Linked DNA regions of Homo sapiens: regions 2 and 3 are each linked to region 1. Evidence: chromatin loops called from intact Hi-C (ENCODE). Cell type or tissue: MCF 10A. All regions are shown on one strand.

Region 1 (8,000 bases):
AAAATCTAAACTACTTGACTTGACTTTGAAAATGGTTTTAGAATCACAGTTCATAGTATAAGAGCACAAACAGTTTCCATTATCTTTGAATAAATCCAATAAATAATATTCACAAATTCTAAGACACAGACAATTTTAGTTGTTTGACCAACAGAATCAGTTTTTCTCCGGTGTATCTTTGTGGTTAGCCTTTATGATGTCACGTTTCTGCTACCAACTATCTATTCAGGGAAAGATAAACAGAGGGCAAACAATATTTGTTTATACCTTTTGGGCTAAAGACACAAAAATTCTGCTTAATTGCCTTCATCAATCAGTAGAAGATCCTAAATTCCTGGGGATCATGGAGCTCAAATGGTTAGGGTGGGCCATGTGTACACAGTCATTCATTCAATAATTCATTCACTCTCTCAGCCAGTCAATAAGTGTTGCACATCTGCAAAGTGCCCGGCACTGGGCTAGGCTCTGGGCATTTCAAGATGAATAAGACCCCACTTCTGAATGACGCAAAGAGCTTTCCAGCTACACAGTGGCATTTGTAATGTCACAGGCAGTCCAAGGAGGGAGTGGTTACTTCACAGAAGTCACTAGAGAAAAAGAGTATTTATGCAGGGCCTACAAGGATGGGAAAGATTTTGGCAGGGAGAAGCAGAGGGCTAAGGAGCTCTAGAAAGATGAGTTTCCAAGTATAAGCAAACTGAGGAAGCTGGAAATGAGGAAAATGGGGTGGTCAGCATGGCTGAAGCTTGGGAAATGCGGAGCGGAGTGGTGGCAAGTAAGCCACTGACAAATTGCCGAGTTTCTTCAGAAGTAACGAGTGGGGCTTTTCTCTGTAGTAGCTGGGAACCAAAGAAAATGTGTGCGTGGAGGCAGAGGCAGTCAGGGATCTGATCGGAAAGTTCAGTGTGCTGTCAGGTGAGGAATGCATTACACAGGTGGGTTGGAAATACTGGGATAGGAGGCAAGAGATACAGACTTGAGCAAATGCCTGAGAGGGAAGCAGTAGGTTGCTGAGCAGGGCATTGCCGAGGGCAAGAGGAGAAGGAGGTGGCTGTGCAGAGGGGGCAGGCCACCCATCTGGACTCTGTCCTGGCCCCACTCTTGGCAGCTATGGGACCAGGTTTAAGTGGCCTCCAGTTCCTCTGGAGAGAGAGAAGGACTGGGTACAGCAGCCCCTCCCCCAAGCCTATTGAGACATCTGTAGGGAAGAGAGTTCAGCTCACTGGGAAGGAGAAGCCTTCAAGGCTGGAGAGCGCTGTGGTGATGTGGTTATCTAACTTTGCTGTGGGTCAGAATTGCCTGGGCAGCATAGCAAGCGGTCCCATCCCTGGAAACTCAGACTGGGCTGCCTTTGTAGCTGCACCACACTTTGGAAAACCCTAATCTCACATCTGGGGTGTTTTCTGATTCTCTGTTTGGAGGATTCTGAAGCTCAGAGGGGCTGGGTGGGTCCAGCCTGAAAGGGGCACATCCCATCACCTCTCTCTCCTCCACCATTCACAGGGACGCCCAACACGATGCCCTCCGTGTCTTCATCTCTCCCTCTCCACCTCCTCAGTCCCTTTCCCTGGACTTCATGGGAGCCTGTTGAGCTCAAAAGATCCCCAAGAGCCAAGATGCAAGCCTGCAGATTTCAGGACAGCTGGTCCTGGCGCTGCTGGCTGCTCGCAAGGGCCGGGCCTCCTCATTGCCGTCACCAGCCCCCGTTGGGCCTCATCAGAGCAAGACCAGGCTCGGCTGATGCTCGGCGCTGTATTCCTTGACGCCTCCATGAGGCTTGCTGCCCAGCATGTCCCAGGCTTGCTGGAAATGCTGAAGCTCAGGCTCACCTCAGACCCACGACTCAGAGTCTGTATCTTTTCCAGATCCTGGAGTGATCGCATGTGCACGTATAAATCGGAGAAGCTTTGGCTTCCATAGCCTCTGCTGGCTGTAACTAATCCTTCCTCACCCCATACTGAGGGAAAAGAAAGAAGGGAAGGGAGGGAAAGGAAGGGAAGAGAAAGGAGAAGGAAGGACAGGGGGAGAGAGAGAGAGAGAAAGGGAAGGAAGGAAGGCAGGAAAGGAAAGAAGGAAGGAAGGAAGGGAGGAAGGGAGGGAAGGAGAAAGAGAAAGGAAGGAAGAACAGGAGGTTAGGAGAGAGGAATGAAAGAAAGAGAATGGGAGAGGGACAGAGGGAGGGAGAGAGAATGATTCTGTGAGTCTCTTAACTCTGGTCCTCCTGTTACACATCTTTTCTTCTACTTTTCCTTTGTTTCACACTTAAGCTTTGAAGATGTAAAGTAGGACCAGAGGGTGAGAAATTCAAGAACCTTGAAATAAAAGACCTTTCTGTTTGCTTTTCATTTCCTAAAAAGGAAGTCCTCACTGACTGTTCCTGTAAGGGATATTAAGCTGTGTGGATTGTGAGTGATTCGTCACACAGCAATTTGGAGCAGGAAGCACACGAAACCCTAGAGCTAGCCTGCACGCAACTAATTGAAGCCCTCAATTAATCGGATTGGCTTCCACCTTCAGGAGAAAAGCAAATACTAAGAAAACAAATTAGCACCTGGAATTTAACAACTTCCCTTTTTTGGTGTGGGGGCGCATTATATTCAGAGTACATGATAACTGATGGCTCGTCTCATAGGCACAGACATCTTTACAATCCTCTAAGGCAGAGTGGTGTGGTGGAAACGGAGTTGGCAGAGGCATCAGATCTGCCCGGGTTTCCATCCCAGCTCCAGCATGCATGGGCCATGTCGCTTGGCAAGCAGTCTCACCACTCAGAGCCTTGATTTCAGGATTAAAAAAATAATAACCTATTCAACAGAATCATGGTCGAGAAGATTAGGGGTTTGTGCAACTCCTCACCTGGTGGATACTCAACCGGAATGAGTTCTCTTTCTCAGTTCCTGCCTACAGATCTATAGACACTTAGCTTTAAAAGCTTTGATTATGGCCAGTTGCCTGGTCAACCTAATACCAGCAGAGGAGTGTATTTTCCCTACTATGGTGGAACAGAGGTAAAGGTTTTCCAAGTTTGAAGCAATCATACAAACAAAATAGGAGCCCAAAGACTTCTGCGGAGCTTTGGAATGAGAGATGCCCATTCTGGTTTCAGAAACGCCAGCGCCATCTCTTGGAGGAGCATGAAATTGTTTCCTTGGGCTGAAGAAGCATCCATGGGGCCCCAGGTAGGTTCAGCTGGTCCTCTCCTTCTTTCAACTGTAGTTTCAGACTGGAACCCCAGGGCTTCTTCCAAGGGAAACATTCTTACTTATTTCCTTATAAAGGTCCTGCATACCTTTGTTTGTCTCTCTTCCAATCAAACCATTCTTTCTCTCTAATTTCATCGGGTCCAGTATTTCCAAATTTCAGTCCCAGTTTGTAAATCTACAACTCAAGCCAAACCTTCAAAGACTGAATTTTCTAAGTGGTTAGTTATCCTTCTAACACAGAGGGTCTTCCTTCTAACACCCCAGCAGAGGCCGGGTAGCCTAGCACTCAAGATCCTGGACTCTGAAGCTAGACCACTGTGTTTAGCATCCCCTCAGCCTTCCAACTGTGTGACCTTGGAAAGTTACTTGACCTCTCTGTGCCTCAGTTTCCCCACCCACAAAATGAGGCTGACAGCAGACACCACCTAGAATGGTTGTTGCAGCATTACAGGAGTTCACACCTGCAGCACTCGGTGCAGGCCTGTGACAGATCATGAGCAAGTGTTTGCCATCATCTTGGTTTTCAGTGGCTGTTCCCTTACACACCACTTACGACGCTGGGCTAGGATTTCACTTGACTTGTCCAGGTTACCCACCAGGCGGTGTTTCTGTAGCATGGGCAGTAAAGGCAGCATAAATCTAGGCCACACTCACAAATGCACATTGTTAGCACACAAACCCCGTGATTCAGATGCAGGTGGTCTGGGGGCCTGATTTTTAGAGCTGCTGCACTCAGTTTTGTGCTCCTAGGGGGCAGGGACTAGCTCCATCCATCTCAGACCCCAGCCTGCATGCAGCAAGCACCCGCCCCCTTGAAAGTGCTCAGCTCAAGTTGCTTTCCTTCTCCATCTTCTTTAATAAATGATCTTGGAGTGAACAAATGGGAGGCTGACAGTATTACACTAAAATAACAGGAGTTTCTGGTCACCTGAGAAGCACAATGGTCTCTCATCTTCTCCTTACTCCATTAGGAGTTCATATGCCTGCATTTTCCTCATTAAATCTGAGGTGCTTTTCTGAACTCTATCTGAGAAGGAGCTGAAGTAATCAATGAGTGTCTCACACACAAACACATGGAAACAGGTTCTTAGTGAGAGCGGTGGGGACTCTGACTCCAAATTTAATGATTTTTCACTAAAAAGGAATGACGCTTCCCTTCACTAGAAAGCAATGATGTCTTCGGTGGTTGCATCAATGACCAAACATGTATAATAAACTGCTTCTTTGAACTTGAGGACATCTGATTAAGAGATAGAAAGCAAAACAAGCCTTCACAGATGGTAATAGTGCTGGGACACATCACCTTTTGTGAATAACTGAAGAGCATATATTAATAACAGAAATCACATTGGTGTGCCCTTACTGAGGATCGACAAAGGAGAACACGTCTATGTTTTGTGGAAACACGACTGAAGCCTTCATCCAATGACGTTGGCCGGCCCCGCTCTCCTCGTGCCATCAAGCACTCTACGCTGACTCAGTAGAGCAGCACAGCCCTGTGTGTGGAGAGATTCCCATGCACCATGGGAAGAGGGACCAAGCCTGGGCCCTGGAGGGCGCAGCCGGTGCAGTCTGCAGGAGGCTCTGTGTTTCAATAACTGTGGTGTCCCCACACCCCAAGGGCCATCTGTAGATCTGCTGCTCCAAAGTCTCTCACAGTGGCTCTTCTTTGGAGGTCACTCTCCAGTTAAGTGGGGGACCAACTGCAAACTTCTCCCATCAATATGAACTGCAATATGATATTGCAGCAAACAAAACACACACACACACACACACTCTCCCAGAAGCATTTAACAGGAGAAGTGTGTACCTACACATTTAGTCCCAAGATCTCTTTCCAGGCCCTGTCCAGGTTCGTGGTGGAAGCCTGTCCTCTGCACACTGGCTTCCCCAAATCTTCCCATATTCCAGAGCAGGGGAATCCTTTCTCCATCTTTTGGCTCAGATCTACTGCGGAGTGTGGGAGAAATATTAAAAGTAATGATCCTTGATGGTTAAAGCTGCCTTATCAAGTTCCTGCCCCTGGGTTTAAATAAAGTCTCTTTTTCTGCCAGCTTTAGATAAGGATGGAGGGTGAGAGAAACAGACAGAGACAGAAAGAGAGAGAGAAGAAGGGAGAGAGGCAGAGAAGCAAGGACTCTATAGGGAAAGAAAGAGCTTGGACATTAATTCATTTTATGAATATTTGTTCTACTCTTCTTAAGAACAAGGTTTGTCCCAGGTGCCTTGGGGGCAAGAGAGAATTTAAGGGGTGGCAAGGGGCCACTGTCCCGCATCTTGGGGACGTTGTAGGCAGGCAGGTAGAGATGTGCTAAGGTTCCCGGGTCCTGGAGATGCCAGGCAAGTTGGAAAATGCAGAAGAGGAGGCTGGGGTGGACAGGGGTCATTTTGGCTGAAGCTGGTTATGAGAGGCTTAGAAGGTGAAAGTGTCTGCTGTGCTGGGCCCTGAAATGTAGGTCTTCTTGGCCACAGTGGGAAAGGGGAGCCCTAGAGGTCCTTGAACAGTCTGAGTGACAACACCTGGGCTGCCCAGCCCCAAAGGCCAAAACCAAGACACGTCTTTGTCCCAGAGGTTGGGCTTGGTGGCTGCAGCTGTGGATGCTGACCCTTTCATGGGCATGGGGACAGGTGAAAAGCAGGAGCGAGGCAGGCAGGAGTGGGTGCCAGCACCAGCCCACAGCCATGAGGCCTGTGCCAGGCCAGCCTGTGGGGACACTGGGTCCCCGAGAGAGACATGGAAGCTCCCGCCAGCAGGAGACTTGAAGGTGGTCAGTTCTGAAGTCCTCTCCTCCTTAGGCCTGGACCTGGGGACACAGGCTCCAGCCAGCAGCAGGAGCCCATGAAACTCATTTGTCCCAATCTTCTTCCCAAGTCTCAACAGCTTTCGGGGGGTTCTGTGACAGATGCCCCACTTCCAGCTCCACAGCCAGCCCTACGCTAACTCTGACAGATGAAAGGCCTCAGAATCCCCTTCTTCAATTGTACTGCACCCAACTTGTGGAAAGCAAAACAATATTAAAAATACTTTTTAAGAAACTCTAGAATATATTGTCATCAAAGTGATCACGGTTCTGCTTATTTTTGGTCATCGCAACCAATGTACTGAGCCCCCTTTGCCCAGACCCTAGCAGGTCCTGAGTCTCAGCGTCCACAAAACGAGGCTATGGCCCTTGGGGAGTTCCGTGCGGTGCCACAATTGGCCTCTGAGTTACTCTAGAGTGATAAACGCAGCCTTGGCAGTAAAATACCAGAGAGGTAATGAGTGCGGACTCCGTGCTCCCTCCGCAGGGGCAGGTGCGTGAGGCTCTAGCGCCACCTCGTGGGCCGTGGGATTCGTGCCCATCTCCTCCTGGGCGGGAGTTCCTCTGGAGCCAGGAACTCTTTGGGCTCAGGGTGTCTTTTTAGAAAAGCTTCTGACGTTGGTTCTTCTTTAGTGGACCTTCTCCGGTAAAACGGGGTTAACAACTCCAAACTTTTCCCCACCTAAAGGGATTGAAAGGCTGTTTCAAAGGAATTAGAGCTCTGAGACTGCAACCCACAAAACACACAATAGCATATACACAGAGATGCACATAGAAACATAGACACACAGGGACACACACCAGAGATACACACACACACACACACGGACAGGCAGACACAGGGCCACAAACACATACACAGAGATACACACAGAAACATATACACACAGGGACACACACCAGAGATACATACACAGACACACACGGACAGGCAGACACAGGGCCACAAACACATACACAGAGATGCACATAGAAACATTTACACACAGGGACTCACACCAGAGATACACACACACACGGACAGGCAGACACATGGTCACACACACACACACATACATACAGTGATATTCAACAAGGGAAGGGTGCACCCACAGGCTCAGTCTTGAGACCTCTCTCCAGGCTCCTGGGTGGGTTGGGGAAGCTGAGCCTCCCTGCCTGCTCATAGCACACAGCCTCCACAAATCTTGCTCTATTCCAGAGTGAGAAAGGAACGTTAAAACTGATGATCCCTGATGGCCAAGGCTGCCTTATCAAGATCCTGTTCCCGATTCAATAAGAAAAGATGCCTCTTGTGCCAGCAGCAGATAAGGCTGCAGCCCTGGGCGTTCCCAGGAGAGCGAACAATGGAAGCCCCCAGGATGCCTCTATATGAGGTAGGATGGTTACTTGCCCAGTCCCTGCCTGCCAGGCCCTTATCTGGGAGGCGCTGGTTCGGGTTGCACCCTCCTGTGTTCCTAGCGGGGGCTGCTGCACACCAGGCTTCTGAGGCCTTCCTGGTGGGGGTTGGTGGAATGGCGGCGGGGGGAGGGTTTTGACGGTGCATCCTGAAGTGCTCCCTGCACCTTTCCCAGAAAAAGAAAAGGATGCCATGAAAACACTTCACCCTAGACATGGTTTACCCTCGGGAAAGCTGATGTGAAAGAAGTTCCAGGGGGCCAGGGATAGAAAAGGATTTAGAAAGATGAAGGCAACAGACAAACGACACTTACAAAGTGCCCAAAGTCTGCAAGTCCTGATAGTCACAGGGAAGGACATCAGCTGGCGGGAAACCTCACCTTTTAGGCCTGCATGTCAGTCTTGCACTGCTGAGCTGTGTGACCCTAGGCAGGCTACTTAAACCCTCTGTGCCCTGGCATCTCCATCTACAGAATAAAGCTTCTAACAGCATAGGCCTCACACACCTGTGTGGAGACCCCATAAGTCGACAACATGTGTTTACCCGAGGAAATAAATATGGGTGCCCCTTTAGGCCTGTCCCACAGAGTTATACAGCTGA
Region 2 (8,000 bases), 640 kb before region 1:
GCCTGATGCTGTAAATGACACAAAGGGGCACAGATGAACTGAGCTATAGCCAGAGAAGTTAATTTGGAAAAAGAAGCTTACTAAGTAATTAATATAACAAACAAGGTTATAAGTGGGTGGGTGTGCCACTGTGGAGCAAGGGCATGATTGACTGAAGCAGCAGCACCTCAGGCTGCTTAGCTGTTTAGTATCTGTGCATGTGTGTGTGTGAATAATTTACATAGCTTTCCCCAGTGATCCTCTTCCGGTCATTAGAAATTGTTGAGTAAAACTGCTTTGCTGGCAACCTGCTGTCCGCACTTGTATTACTGAATGCCCTAGGAAATAATAAAACTCTATTTGTTTAAGGATATGCTAATTAGAGACTTCACACGATTTGACGTTCATCTCCTAATTTGGATGATGCTGTTCCTTTGGAAGATGAGTATTGACTTTAGAGTTTGGGTCTGAGCTAAATTTAGATGCTAGTCCAATTTTGTCCAATGGCTTTGAATTCCACATTGTATATACTGAGAGATCATCACTCACTTCTATTGAGCATCTAATTTAGTGGCTTCTTATGGCCCATTTGGAGAAGGAAGAACAATGGATTTTCTGGTATTGGTGAACAATGAACAATTTTTGCCTTTTTCAATCACAGTAATATATGGTGACCTTGACTCCTTGTCTTCTAAAGTATGGGAAATGTTTAGTGGAGTTATAATGCTAGGTTTCTTACAGTAGCCTGCCTTTTGGAAGGAGTGGTAGAAAAGTTAAGACTCTATGTGTGCACCATAGCATCCAAAATCCAATTGTTAAGACATCTGATGAACCAGAACACAGTGTCCCCAAGCTGTGGAGGATTATAGAGAGTTTACCATATTTGGGGAGCAGTTGTCACCAGTTTTTACCCAGCCAGCCAATGATACTACTGGGATATATTATAATGAGATAGACATATTGGAAGGAAGCCCTGAATAAATGAGCTACACTTAATGCTCAAAAAGAAAGGAGAGCTGGATTTCTTGATTTACGGGTGGCAGATTTTGACCTAGGAAAAACATATTCCATATGTCTTTAAATTGAAAAAAATCACTCCTTATAGAGATTCCTCCAGGAAGATGCCTCTATGAAGAGTTTTACCCAAGTTCTTAGCATTTCAGAGCTCACCAATTAACTCTTTTCCCAGGCTGGGTGGTTGGGGTTATAACTCTTAAGATAAAAAATGGTAAAATTGGAGATAATGGCTTGGCAATGGAGGGATCAGCAGTAAATTATCAAAAGGAGAAAAATAAGATTTGAAAAATGTAGCAGCTATGAAATATCATTACTAGAAACAGTTTAAGAGCATGGTGATGCTTACCCTCAGCAGTCTTATCTTTTCAAAGGCTGCAATCTCATATTCTCCCCTGCTAGGGTAGATTGGCATTTTTGATTACAGTAAAGAAAAATGTGCCTGGAAATCAGACCTGACAGAACATCATGTTCTTCCAGGGGTATTTTTGTAGACAATGCTTATTTAATTTTGATTTCAGAATTGTTTTGTGGTACATCTCATTCTGATACATGGTTGTTTAAAATTCATGTCAATGTCTACGTAATTTAAAAATGAATTGATAACATTTGGAAACAGAAGAACCTTAAAGGAAAGGAAGAACTAATGGTGAGAGAAAAGAATTGAGGGCACATTAATACCAGTCATCTGCACATGAAATATCAGTTGTTGACTGGGCGCGGTGGCTCACACCTGTAATCCCAGCACTTTGGGAGGCCAAGGTGGGTGGATCACCTGAGGTGGGGAGTTCCAGACCAGCCTGACCAACACGGAGAAACCCCATCTCTACTAAAATTACAAAATTAGCCGGGCGCGGTGGTGGTGCATGCCTGTAATCCCAGCTACTCAGGAGGCTGAGGCAGGAGAATCGTTTGAACCCAGGAGGCGGAGGTTGCAGTGAGCCAAGATCACGCCACTGCACTCCAGCCTGGGCAACGAGAGCAAAACCCTGTCTCAAAAAAAAGAAAAGAAAAGAAAAGAAATATCAGGTGTCTTTTCTGGGTGCATTTCTCTGCCGAATCATCATGAATCAGCAGCACTCATGGTGCAAAGGGCACTGAACACAGAGTGCCCGACAACACCATTGGTGGCTGTGGCTTTCAAGGTCCTGCCCTGCTAGTGGCTATTTGACCTTAGCCAAGTCACGGGTCTTGTTGAGGTTCCATTTCTTCATCTGTGAAATGGGCAAAGATTCCCTCCAACTCAAAAATTTTATGATCTGTGGTGTGATTTATGTGACTAAAATTCTCTGCCTGGGAATAACTATACTAGTGACAGAACTGAGCTTTTCTGTGGTGAAGGATGGGTGATGGGTTGCCTTCACCTATTTCCAGTGAACACTGGCTGTCCTCCTTGTTAACTCCCAGATGGCAACTTCCGATTAATTGGCCTTGCCTCCTTGTCTATAAAGTGTTCTCTGGTGTGTTTCATCCTCCACTCTCCCCAGTGTTCTATGCAGTATTTAAATCTTTCAGAAGTTATCTTCTTTAAGAAAAACTTATTGGAAAAAAAAACAGATGGAAGAAGAAGTCATAGATTAAGAGGCTTACAAGATATCTCAACCAATCACCATGTGTTAACCTTATTTGTATCCTGATTCAAACAAGCTGATTGTAAATATAAAAAACAGTGACATGTAAGAGACGATTGGAAGTTTGAACACTTGGTAGATGTTGGATCTTAATTTATTGGTCATTATTTTAGGTGTCATAATGGTATGATAGCTATGTTTTTAAAAGAATCCTTATCTTTTAGGGGCACATACCGAAATATTTGCAGATGAGGATGATGTGATTCTGGTGGGCAGCCAATGAGTGGGGATACAGAGGAAGCAAGTTTGACCCTGAATTGATAATCACTGGAGCAGAATGACGGGGACACAGAGGTTAGTGATACTACTGGGTCTGTTTTTGTGTAAGTCTGATAGGTTCCATCAAAAGAAGTGTAAAATAACCAAAAGGCTTAACGGGGACTCATCCTTGCCAGCACATTTGCCGAGGAGTGGGCAAGTGCTGCCTGTCGCAGTTGTATAATCGCTGGGGGTAAATGTGGAAGTTCGTCAATCAGCAAGGCCGTAGTGGGGGCTGACTGGCAGCAAGCCCAGCGCTGCGTGGCTGTCATCTTGCCTCGAGGCCCATTTGCCCTCTATAAATAACAGTCTATATGAATGCTTTACTATTTTAACACACATGGGCCACAGCTGCTGAGCACGTTTGTTTACGTAGCTATGAAACCTTCTGTAAACACCACTATCTCAAAATCGCCCATGTGTCAGGAACATAAACGGCCCCCTTTAAAAATATATCTGCAGATGAGACACAGCCAACTCCTAGATGTCTGAGTGGCTGGTGTCAGAATTTTCCAGGGTTTGATTCATTTTCAAAAATAGAACCACATGACTGGAAGGTTCTTGAAAGGTCGCCTGGCATGTCCCTCCTGACTTCAGGCGGGACCAGGCCAAAGCCATTCACAAAGGACTCGGGGCTGTTCTGCGTGGGCATGGGTCTGTCTTTTGTGCAGTCCCTTCAAGGCCATGAAAGGGGGGCTCGCTTCCAGCCTTCAAGGAGCCCACTTTCGTTTTCTAAAAATGGAACCTGACCCTGCAATGCGGCTGGCATTGGAAGGCAGTGCATCCACAGAGCACCACTCGCCTGCACCGGGCCTGAGCTCCCAGCAGACGGAAGGACCCAGGTGGCCTCCTGTGGGACAACTCCGGTCTCCGGAAAACACCACGCTGGGATCATCCTGTGCCCAGGATGCCTGCTTCCTAACAGGGAAGAGGGCACCGCGTGAAGGTGGCCATGTGGGCCTTCCCTCCTCCCTGGAAGAGGCCTGCTCGTGGAGACCACTGAGCACAGCAGGTTAAGGTCAACTGCGACATTGTTGAAAGAAGTGATGAGCGCAGGGGAAGCTGTTTTGTGTCAGCTTGCTATTATCACGGCTCCTGATTTCCAGTCCAGCACTACAATGAATAATTAGATCCCTGTGAATTTGTTTTCCTCGAGTGTGCATTTGGTCCACATTTTTTTTTCCTGTGGTTTTGAGAGATTGAAGCATTTTTCTCCCCTAAGGGCCTGTTTAATGCCCATAAATCCTAATTGAGCTTTTCATTCACAAAGAAACAGTATCCTGCTGAAGCGTAAGAGAGCAGCTGTGCTGGGGGTACTGAGTTGTATGATTCCCCTGAGGAAAAGACCAAGACACTTCCAGTTTCCAGACACCTCCAGAACTTTCTAGAACCCCCCCCCCAAGTCTAGAAATTAGAAGACTATTTTTTAAAAGAAAATGAGTAGCAGTTGCCTTTTCCCAGGGATGGGGTGAGCGTTTGGATTGATTTTGCTGGTAATTACTCAGATTTCTCTATGAAAGCTGTAGAAAGGCCATAGGGTGCTCAGAGGCAAGTATCACTGTTAATTACCAAGAAAACCATATTCCTCCCTTTGGAAAGGCTCACTCATTACCAGCTGTCATCAGAAAGCCAGGGCCTGCCCCAGGGAGAATTCTGACTCAGGGACATCACAAAGATAATTTGCTTATTCCAGATTCATTTATTTTACAGAGATTGGGCTCTGGTTTGAGGGAACACAAAGCTTAACTCCCACAATTTAAAGCTCAGACTAGCATCAGTAACCAGAGGGTACGTCTCCAGTGGTTTTTGCTTCTTGAGCTTGGAGACACTGCCCTCTCTCATGTCCTCTTGGGGGAATTTATGGTGAAAAGGGAAAAGAAAAACTGCATCCTGAGTGGTCAGTTCATAGTGTCAGAGGCTGTAGCTCTGTGGCCGCTAGGGGGATCCAGAGTCCCTGTGCTCAGCTGAGGTTGGGGAAGTTTCTGGTCTGTAGGAAAGTGACAGCTCCCTGTTTGAATTATTTCTCTTTCCTCCCTCCTCCCCAGCCTCCCCTCCTCCTCTCTCCCTCCTCCCTTTCTCTTCCCTCCCTCCTCCCCTTCTCCTCCTCTCCTTCCTCCCTTTCTCTTCCCTCCCTCCTCCTCCCTCCCTCCTCCCCTTCTCCTCCTCTTCTTCCTCCCTTTCTCTTCCCTCCCTCCTCCCCTCCTCCTCTCTCCCTCCTCTTCCCTCCCTCCTCCCCTTCTCCTCCTCTCCTTCCTCCCTTTCTCTTCCCTCCTTCCTCCCCTTCTCCTCCTCTCCTTCCTCCCTTTCTCTTCCCTCCTTCCTCCCCTTCTCCTCCTCTCCTTCCTCCCCTTCCTCCTCCCCTGCCTTCCCTTCTACTTCTCCCTTCTATCTCCCTTCCTCCTCCCCACCCAACTATTGCCACACAAATGCACCCCCAAATCAGGCTCAAGGTACAGATAGTCCTGTTAACACCTGGAGCACTTATGTCTTATTTTGCAACAGTGACTTTTGTTATTCTTTAAAGCTACTTTCCGATTAGGTTCCTGTGCCTTTTGTTCTATGGAAAGGAGACCGCTCCTACCATTGAGCTCCATGCAAAGCCCTTTACTCACGTTTTCACTGTTTGCTGCATTTAAAAACCCTATAGCAAAAGTTTCACACCACCACCGTAAAAGAAATTTGTGAGAGGTTGTGACCTTGCCTGTTGGGTACAGGGAGGTAGAAACATGGGACCCATGGCTTTTCCCTAAAAGGGATCACAGGATTAAGTTACTTGTCACAGGTTGATGAAGAACATGGGGCCAGCCTGCTGGTCATGCAATTTCAGACAATATAAACCACCTGAATCTCAAGCTGAAGACTTAAAAGCGTAAAAGGGCTGATGGTATCAGGAAAAAGGACCCCAAAGACACTATTACTACCTCAAAGAACAATAAAGACCTTAATGAATTAGGGTTCTGGTTTATACTTTCCCCGTGAGGCACTATGGTTATCTTGAGTCCTAGCTGATGGCTCTGTTTTGGGGGATGTTACATACAAACATGGGCAGAACCTGCTTTGCTGTTGGGATGTGTAACGTGCAAATTTCAGACATGAGCGAAGACGTCAGTAAAAACAGACCATTTTCTCTATTTCCTGAACAGATCATCTTCCCTAAAACATCCCAATGATTAGCCATTAACAGCAGGAGGGCCGGCGGGATTAAGATGAATGGATCTTCAACTTTTTTCTTTTCTGCTAGAGTTATTTACTGTGTCTGCAGCTTTATACTTACTGGGAGCTCAGCAGGTTGAATGTGGAGAGATACTAGGCACTCACTTCATACAAAAGAAAAACCAATGCTATAGGCCTTATAAATGACTCTCAAAGAATGGGTGAAATTGCATTTTTATTAAAGCAGTTTGTCAGGCTTCCTTTGAAAGGCTTAACTTCCTCCTTCTAACTTGGTAACAAATAACCTCAAGTATTTAAATTAGCAATGTTTTAAGGCCATTTAAAACATGCTTTAGAGACAGATCAGAGTTTAATTTAGGTAAATATTTGGAGACTTAAAATATATTACATGGTGATTTTTCATTGTTCATTAATTTATTTTCCAAAGGGCTTTAAAAAACTAAATGGTTAGGCTTCTTGGTGGATATACTTCAGGTGAGACATGTAGGCATACTATGTCATGAAGCAAGGGGATGTTGTCAATATTGAGTGAGGTTCAGTATTCTAGATCTTGTAATAGATAAGAACATCAGGTCCAGTTTAAAATGAGCATCTATCCCACAGCCATCCCAGGATAGAACACATCTTACCTGTGGCTTCCACCATTCCTTCTAGGATGACCACAATTTCCAGTTCCTCTTTGGGCAGCTGGGCTTTGGAGATCTCCCAGAAAGGACTCTGTTGGTTAATTTCATGGCTAATGATCAGCGGTGACACCAGAAACAGACGGTCATCCCCCGTGTAATACCCTACGTTGATATCCGTCTGGTTCAACGGGATGAACTCCCCCTCCGAGGTCTGTTTGGATTTGATCAACTTGGCTCTGATGGAAGCCTCCACAATGTGGGAATTCCTAAGGTCCCCTACCCGGAACATCAGGCACAGTTTCCCATCCCGCATGGAGATCACTGCATGGGTGGAAAAGACCAGGGTCTCTGCCCTCTTCTTGGGTTGAGAGATTTTTACAAACATGCATCCCACCATGAATGCATTGACAATGGACCCCAACACAGATTGGATTAAGAGAAGAATAATTCCCTCTGGGCATTTATCTGTGATGACCCGGTAGCCATAACCAATGGTGGTTTCTGTCTCTATTGAGAATAAAAAAGCAGAGACGAACCCGTTGAGGTTGGTAACACAAGGAGTCCAGGAGGGGTCCTCTATGTGGTCCATGTCTCCCCGTATGTATGCGATCAACCACCAGATCATTCCAAAAAAGAGCCAGGTCACTGTGTAAACCATGACAAAAATCAATAGGTTGAATCTCCACTTCAGGTCCACTAATGTGGTGAAGATATCGGTCAGGTAGCGATAGGTCTCCCTCACGTTGCCGTGATGAACATTGCACTTTCCGTCTTTCCTCACGTACCTCTGGATTTTCCTTTTGGTCCGATCTCGGCTGATGTGTCTTGGCAGGTCATCCCTGGCCTGCTTAGGCAACTTTGGCTGGTGAATGGCCACTGGGCTTTCGACGTCCTGATCCATGGAGTCGCCCTCCAGGACGTTAGCTGGTGGTTTGGAGAAAAGAAAAGAAACACTGAATGAAAGGCTGGCTCTTTGAGGACAATGGAACGGCACACTTTGTATGGGCTGGTGAAACCAAATACCATTTGTGTAGCTATAAACAAAGTAGACAAAGCCATTTTTATTCCACACCATCTGGATAGGCCTCTAGTTGACTTGGACTTCTGTGCTCTTCGATCTAGTTTGTGTAAGTACTTCACCATCCTGCCCACCAGGACGGAGCTTATTGCTGCAAAATTGTGTCCCTGCCAGCAGGTTCTACTGAGTCAGCTCTCACAGAGGGATGCCTCCCAACTCTGAGATGCTGTGGCATGGGAGAGGCAGTAAGCTCTGATGAAGGAGTCCTCTTTAGATTCAGACAGGCTTAGCTCTACTACT
Region 3 (8,000 bases), 650 kb before region 1:
CTGGGAGGGACACAGCACCACTTTGTATTCTTGCCCCACAGACATAACCTAAATCTAATCATGAAAAGAACATTAAAAACCTTAAGTTGAGGCACATGCTACAAAATAACTGCTCTATAGTCTTCAAAAAATTAATGTCATGAAAGATAAGGAAAGACAGAAGAATTCCACTAGATAATATGAGATTGAGAGACATGACAACAAAGTACGACCTGGGATTTCCTAGAATATAAGAAGAAATGGTTGGAAAAATTGGCAAAATCTGAATCAAGTCTGCAGATGCTACTATATCAGATTAGATATAGTAGCATTATGTCAATATGCATTTTCTGATTTTGAAAATCACACTGTGGTTTTGTAAGACTGTCTTCACTTTTACATAACTGCATCATGCCTACAGTTTACTTTCAAATGATTAAAAAAACTCACATGTATACATGCATTCACACATACATCTACATGTGTGTCTATATCTAGAGAGAATGATAGATGTGGTAAAATGTGGAAGATCATTCCTTCTGCCCCTAGCTCCTGAGGTAGCATGGCGAACAGGATCAATTTCATGATCTGAAATGAGTTAGCTGTGTTGAGCTTTTGTAGCCAGATTCACTCATCAAATTGTCCTCAATGAACTCTCCTGTGGTTTGGATCCACAGTCAGGCCAAGAGGTATCTTGACAGGCTCCCTAAATTGTCACCAACAGGTGCTGTGGTCTTCATGTGCTCAGCATGGTGCCAAGGGGAGGAGGGAGCGAGAAGACCATAAGACGATTGTTTGACCACCGTGTGGCTTAATTCTGCCTGGAGAAATGTCATTGACATGGGGGAAGTAGGAAACAGAACAGGGGCCAATGGGGTGCTCCCCTTGCTGGGGAGAGCTAAACTGGTTTGAGGAGGGAGCACAGGATTGGCTGAACCCTGTGAGGCCTCATGGAAGAGGCAGAGCTTGCTTGGACCTTACAGGGTGTGAAGAATTTCGATTGGCTGGGGGAAAGGAGCCATAGAAAGTGGGGTGGGAAAGACAGAGAACAAAGCAAGCCGGGAAGAACCTGAGTATTCCCAATGTGTGTTTTCCAGGGAAAATCCATTCTAGAAGAAAACGACTTTGAGTTGAGAAATTTCATATGTGCTACTGGTACTCAAGCGTTTGTTGCAATTATTCTGATCCAAGGTCCTGCCTATCAGCTGGATAGGAATTAAGCCAAACCACATCTTAGGGTCTTTGTGAGGGCTTCCCACCAACCACATTTGGTTGGTTTGGTGATGAGAAAGTTCAAACAATATTCCTTGGGGGCCATGTTGGCAATAGTTGATCTGTGTGATTGGATGCATTTTCAAAGAGTTTGTTAATGGTGCCTTTCTGCATAGACAGTGTTCCACAATCGCCTGAGAGAGGATAAGGTTGTGTGGTGTGGATGTGTGATTTATATTTGTTGATGGTACATTATTCTAAGTTACACTCAGTCTCCTAGGCAAATAGGGGTGGGAGAGAGAGGAGTTTGCACAAAGAGAGTCTCTTTTGGAGTGGGTGGAGTTTGGGACCTTTAACGTTCAAATGCATTTATGATAAGAATAAATGTCGGTGTGAGGAGTTGGGACACTTTAAGTAGTGGGAGTACTTTTCACCCAAAGAAAGACAGAGCAAGCCCAAAAGGAAATGGGGGCATTGGTGCAAACACTCGTTAAACAAAGACACTCATGCTCTTTTATCATTTTCTTTGAAAACAGAATGTTAATAATAGTACTGTTTACTGCGGGATCTCTGCTTTTGAACAGAAGTTCAATTTTATCTTCCTCCCAAAGGTCAGGAAACCTCATCTCCCCCTTATTTTCTCATCCAGGGAGAATGCAAATGCAAATACACATGCAAATGATCTCATCTCCTCATGGACTGTGGCCACTTCTGCCTGTCCAGGAGAAATGGATGCTGGCTGCCCTGCTTCTCCAGGCGGGGGCTGCCCTTGCTGCATCCTGGCAGTGATGATGCGGTGCCCACTCGAAGAGCGGTTCTGGCTGGGAGTGCGGGAGGGGGGCTCATGGTCTTCCTGCTGTTCCCCTCCTCATCGAAAATGTTTTCTTATGTATATGATTCCATTCCATATTGTATTGTAATTTGTTTTTATGTGAGGAAAGAATTAAAAATAGTTTTGACTTTTGTTGTTGTTGTTTGAGACAGGATCTCGCTCTGTTGCCCAGGCTAGAGTGCAGTGGCACCATCATAGCTCACTGCAGCCTTTCGACCTCCTGGACTCAGCTGATCCTCCTGCCCCAGCCTCTCTAGTAGCTGAGACCACAAACGAGCGCCACCATGCCCAGGTAATTTTTTTTTTTTTTTTGAGACAGAGTCTTGCTCTGTCACCCAGGATGGAGTGCAGTGGCACGATCTTGGCTTACTGTAATCTTTACCTTCAGGGTTCAAATGATTCTCATGCCTCAGCCTCCTGAGTAGCTGGGATTATATGTGTGTGCCACCACGCTTGGCTAATTTTTTTGTATTTTTAGTAGAGATGGGGTTTCACCATCTTGGCCAGGCTGGTCTTGAACTCCTGGGCTCAAGCCATCCTCCTGCCTTGGCCTCCCAAAGTACTGGGATTTCAGGTGTAAGCCACGGCACCTGGCTAATTTTGCCATTTTAAAATGGTTAAAAAAAAATCCAAAGTGAAGAATAATACTTTATGACATGTGAAAATGATATGTGTCCATAAACACAATTTATGGCAGAGTTGAGCTGTTGTGACGGAGACTATCCACAAACCCTGAAATATTTACAATCTGGCCTTTTACAGGAAATTCTTTGCTTAATCCTTGCTCTAAAATACCAGTTCCGTAAGGGCAGGACTTTGTCCTTTTTATCTTTGTACAATGCCAGGCACATGGAAGGTTCTGGAAGGTCTTTGCCTGCAGATTGAGTACACCTCAGCTTCGGCCCCCTTGCCTGTTGAGTTTTTACCTTTCAAAAGGCCTTTTGCATAGTTTTGGAGGCTCATCCTTCCCACTCCTCCTCTATTACTGCAGGGGGAAGGGATACTTAGGGATAGAGCATTTTTTATTGATATGGATACCTCATATTCATATTAATTAGAAACTTCTGGAAAGCGATCACCCTTCCCATGTTTTGCTCTTCTGAGAGCCAGCTTGTTCCTCTGGCAGAGGGGAGGAGATTTGCCAGGGAAATCGGATAACATCAAAGGGAGTCCCTGAGCATGTAATTAGGTAGCATGAAAGCCTTGGGGCATGGCTGCTCTTGGAGTCCAATCTCCTGGCCTTGGAGAGTCTCTGTTGGACTAGACCCACTTTAAAAAGGGGCACAGGGATATTCCTAGTTGGCAGAGTCTCTTGAGTCTCTTGTGTGATTTTGAGACTGAAATCTGGGGACAAGTTTGCTTTTTGGATGTCCGCTTTAAACTCTCTGTATTTATGTCAGATGGAGTTTATAAGATGTGTGGTGAATACTGGGTGGGAGGGGAACCTATAGAATAGACTCTTAGTAAAATGTGTCTTTAATTTTTACATTAAATGACATGACAGCCTTCATAGGGAAGCCAGATGTTGCCCACAACTGGTAGAGCCCAGATTACATAGCGTCCGGTGGAAAGGAAACTCTTGAGGGTCTGAGACATATTTAGAAAGGCCACACCTTATTTTTAGAAAAATCATTTATTTTTTTCATCCTTTTTATTGAGCACTGACCATGTGCCAGATTGTGTTACTTTCTGGGAACAGAAAAAAAAAAGGCATAATCTTTATCCTCAAAAGTGTAGTCTGTTGAGGACACCCACATGTGGTCAGTCACCCATGAAACATCATGGAGATTTGCAGAAACTCAGCAGAAGCAGAGGGAGGACTTTTGAGAAAGGTTCCATAGGGGTGGCATTTGCAGGGAGATTTGTGGGCAGGAGTTATTGGAAAGGTAATGGAAAAGGGTATCCTAGGCAGAGACGATGTCACAGCACATGTGCAGGCCAGGGTTGAAATAATCCATGGCATATTCAGGAACGTCTGCAGCCTATGGAGGTAGTGGGGCAAAGGACAGGACACCTGGAGAGGTGCCATGTCTGTGACAGGCAAAGGTGGTTGGTCTCTATTCTCTAGCTCCTCAGAAGCTATTGAGAATCTCTGAACCGGGGAGTTGAGGGGATGAGATTTTTATGTTACAAAGTTTATTCTGACAATGATGAGGAAGGGAATTGCAAAAACGAGAGACTACATTTAGGGAGATCAGTATGGAGCATGGTAATGGTCCAGCAGGAGGGCTTGGTGGCATGAACCAGGGCAGCGGCCAAGCCCCTGAGAGGAAAGGATGTTTGGGTACTAGAGACAGGTACAAGATGGAATGGACAAGCTTAGCCAGGGCCGCCTCATATGGTTGTGCAGGATGTACACTGCACAACTCACCACATCTTAGGGGTACAGCTATATAGACCTATTCCACAGACTTCCCAGCAGATGGCAGTAGAGTGTCTTGAGGAGGGATGCCTTTTGCTCATTTGCATAAGAGAGCCTATGGTCTGGCAGCAGCCCCATGGGAATAGCTGGGCTGTGGAGCACGTGGGAGGGAAGAGCACAAGATGACGGCCAGGTCATTTCCGACCTGGGCACCTGGGAGACAAAGTTCCTTTCATCAAGATATGAAATGCATGACAGGAAGCAAATCTGACTTTAGGACACATTATATTTTAGGGACTTGAGAGCCACCCCAATGGAGATGCCCAGGAGGACACAGCTGCCTGGGTCTGTAGCTTAGGAGAGAGGCATGGGGCTGTGCCTGTGGGAACTACCTCTATACTGACGGAGGTGGTGCCCAGAGGCAGGAAGAGATTGCCTGGGAAAATGTGCAGAAGGGAAGCATTGAGGGTGCAGGACAGAGCCCTGGGGAACCACCGAGGTTTTGAATTGCAGGTGGAGGAAGGGAACCTTGAAGGAGACAGGGAGGAGGCGGTTGGAACTGGTTGCCTGGAGTTATTCCCATTGCCAGAAGGTAGAGGCTTCAGGTTTGACCAAGACCAGGTTAACTTTTTGTGTGTGTGTGTGTGGCAATTTTAAGTGACTCAAGACTTCTTTTCTATGTGCTTAAGAGAGCAGTCTGGTTTGTGACCACATAGGAGATTTCACTCATTTATTCCTCCTTTCATTCTCTCTGTACCTATGTATCCAGGGCCCGCTGTGGTCCAGGAACTGCTCTGGGTACTGAGAGGATAGCAATGAGCAAGACAAGGCCTTGCTCTCACAGAGCTTACATTCTAATTGGTAATAATTAAATTAATGACATAATGTCAGCTGGCCATGAGTGCCACACAGCATTGTATGACGCACAGTGGTCAGGGAGCTAGTTTCTTTTGGGTGATCAGAGAAGACCTCCTGAGCAAGATCTCTGTGCTCAGGATTGGAAACCCATGTGGCTGCAACATGTCAGTTGGGAAGAGGTTGGAGGTGAGAGCAGACAAGCAGGCAGGAGCCAGGCCAGGGGGATCTTATAGGCCAAAGATTTTTCCAAGTGCAGTGAAAATCCACTGGAGGGTTTTAAGCAAGTGAGGTGATTTGCTCTGATTTATGTCTTACTAAGAGTGCTCTGGGCCGGGCACGGTGGCTCATGCCTGTGATCCCAGCACTTTGGGAGGCTGAGGTGGGTGGATCACTTGAGGTCAGGAGTTCGAGACCAGCCTGGCCAATGTGGTGAAACCCCGTCTCTACTAAAAATACAAAAATTAGCTGGGCGTGGTGGTGGGCGCCTGTAATCCCAGCTACTTGGGAGGCTGAGGCAGGAGAATCGCTTGAACCCAGGAGGCGGAGGTTGCAGTCAGCTGAGATCGTACCACTGCACTCTAGCCTGGATGACAGAGTGAGATTTTGTCTCACAAAAAAAAAAAAAAAAAAAAGCTCTGACTGTTCTGTGCCAAGTGAACTTTGGTAGCGTGGTCATTAGCAGATAGACCAGTTGAACGTCACGGCCTCCACATTATGACAACTTAATCTGGGATGGTGGCCATAGAGACAGACATATTTTGGAAGTAATACCCATAGGATTTCCATGGTAAGGGACTGAGATGAATCTCCGATGACGCTGTAGTTTTTGACTTGAGTCACAGTATGGCTCAGGATAACATTTATGGCCCTGGGGAAGATGAAGAGCCGAACAGCCTCTAGAGGACTTGGGAAATCTCTAGCTTCTGCTTTGGCCATACTGGTTGTACAAGCTTGTTAGGCCACGTATGCATTTAAATCTTTGAGTGCAGAGCTCAGGGGAGAGGTTAGTACTGAAGATAGAAATTTAGTGTCACATAGAAAAAGATGGTAATTAAAGACAAGGGCTGAAGTCGCTGAGAAGGAAAGTAGGGGACAGGACTCTGGTTGGAATAGGCTCTGAGGCATTTTGGGAAGAGGAGAATAGCTTGCAGAAGAGAATGGAAAGGCACTCTTATTGAGGTAGGAGGGAAAGCAGTAGGGGAGTCATGAGTGCCAAGGAAGAAAGTGCTGGAGAGGGAGGCTGCGGTCAAGTGCGCTAATGATGTGGAGAGGCCAGGGAACCCAGGAACAGTGGAGTGGTCTTTGGATCTGGCGGGATGGACGTTGTTGGTGAGTTTTGGTGGTGTGGTGGGAAGGGAAGCCCATTTGAGATGGGAAGTAAGAAAGTGGCGAAGGAGAGGACAGGTGATTCTTTCTAGAAGTCCTGAGAGAAAGAGAGCTGAGAAATGGGAAACTACTAGAAAGGGACATGGCACCAAAAGAAGTATAGTTTTGTTTTTCTTTGTTTGTTCTTTGAGGTGGTGGATATTAGGGAATGTTTTGATGTTGATGGAAATAGAACTATTAGGAAAAATTGGTGATGGAGGAAAGAAAGAGGATGGTTGTAGTCCAAAAGTCTTTGAGTAGGCTGAGGGAATGGGAGTTGGAGATGGCCCTTGATGGAACAGGGCTCCACAGCAACAGGGGGGAAGAAAGAGGGAGAGGCCCAGGTGTGTGGCAGAAATGGGAAAGAGGGAGAGGCCCAGGTATGTGGTGGAAATGGTCGTGAGAAGATGCCAGTGTTCGGTCTGATTGCTTCTATTTTCTCAACTAAGCATGAGACCAGGTTGCTATCTAAGGGGGAGATGGTGTTGAAAGACTGAAGAGAGGGAAGAAAGTAGAAATCAAGAGTTTGGTGGGTTGGAAGATAAAAAGACTAAACATTTATATTAAATTCATATTACATCTGTGGATTTCGTTTCATTATAAGAAGAGACCCTGGGGTGAGACATATGACAGGTACCCCCTGAAGGCAAGTGCACAAAACATCTAACACCCTCCGTGCCCCCTCTCCACTGGGCCACCACCTTCCTGGGTCATGGGTGCTCACTGTTCATGAGATGCTCCTTGTACCTGGTCAAGTATGTGTCAGACTGCACTCAAGGACAGAAACGCCACTGTGCCATTCTACCTTTCAATGTGGTAGTGGAGGACACCTTGCCTGGCTGGCACAGGGAACTCAAAGTACCCACACTGAGCCTCTTCAATGTCGGGGATGAGAAATCCAGCCACAGGTGAGGCTTTTGCTAATTCATCCACCAAACCCAGGATGTGACTCCATGCAGCTGTATTGGAACCCAGCCCCGCCTTGCCCTGCTGGGCCTGGTTTGTGGGTGGCCCCTCAAGCTGCCTTCCCTTTCATTTGTAGTCATGACCCATCTGTTGTTGGCTTAACAGATATGATCTCTCTCTTCCCCTAGCCTTGGGGGTATGGGGTAACACAGGGTCTGCAGGCCATGCTGAACATGCTGAGGTCCCTTTGGGGGAACAAAAAGAAATTCTGCTGGAGGGACCAGGAAAGTGCTTGAAAATCTCTCTTGACCCATCCGTGTCGGACCTCACGAATCCTTAACATCATCTAGGGGGATCACGAACCAGCAGCATATTTGTTCCCCTGAGGTTGTACACCTTTTCCAACTTTGTTTGAGGAAACATAAAGTACATATTACTGAGTATGTTAAGCAAACAAAGCCCTGCTTTTTATCACTACTTTAGCTT

What was found. A loop is a pair of places that touch in the nucleus more often than their neighbours do. Peaks named below come from ENCODE experiments on the same cell type or tissue, not always from the same donor. Only the 100,000 strongest peaks of a DNase experiment are listed, where the experiment ranks them.
Region 2: it touches region 1 in a loop (8-fold over the local background); 57 of 110 quality-filtered maps call a loop at or near these places.
Region 3: it touches region 1 in a loop (7-fold over the local background); 59 of 110 quality-filtered maps call a loop at or near these places.

What each region holds. Positions count from the first base shown.
Region 1 is chr21:38,349,691-38,357,690 of GRCh38, forward strand. It overlaps LOC107985513 (a long non-coding RNA gene), which reads left to right and starts at 2,417. Exons shown (of 2, transcript XR_001755040.2): 1 at 2,417-3,179; 2 at 4,368-6,244. In MCF 10A, CTCF peaks have their summits at 3,111 (motif pointing left) and 6,533 (motif pointing left); DNase peaks (open chromatin) are centred at 2,431, 3,091 and 6,511.
Region 2 is chr21:37,707,526-37,715,525 of GRCh38, forward strand. KCNJ6 (potassium inwardly rectifying channel subfamily J member 6) reads right to left here. Exons shown (of 4, transcript NM_002240.5): 3 at 6,686-7,606. It overlaps KCNJ6-AS1 (KCNJ6 antisense RNA 1), which reads left to right. Exons shown (of 8, transcript NR_183540.1): 3 at 2,789-2,918; 4 at 6,711-8,000. Among named protein-coding and RNA genes, the nearest start is that of KCNJ6-AS1, 190 kb to the left of the region's middle. RefSeq lists a silencer at 4,808-4,857. In MCF 10A, a CTCF peak has its summit at 4,816 (motif pointing right); a DNase peak (open chromatin) is centred at 4,826.
Region 3 is chr21:37,696,380-37,704,379 of GRCh38, forward strand. All of the region lies in intron 3 of KCNJ6 (potassium inwardly rectifying channel subfamily J member 6), which reads right to left. KCNJ6-AS1 (KCNJ6 antisense RNA 1) reads left to right here. Exons shown (of 8, transcript NR_183540.1): 2 at 2,176-2,315. Among named protein-coding and RNA genes, the nearest start is that of KCNJ6-AS1, 180 kb to the left of the region's middle. In MCF 10A, a CTCF peak has its summit at 4,434 (motif pointing right); a DNase peak (open chromatin) is centred at 4,482.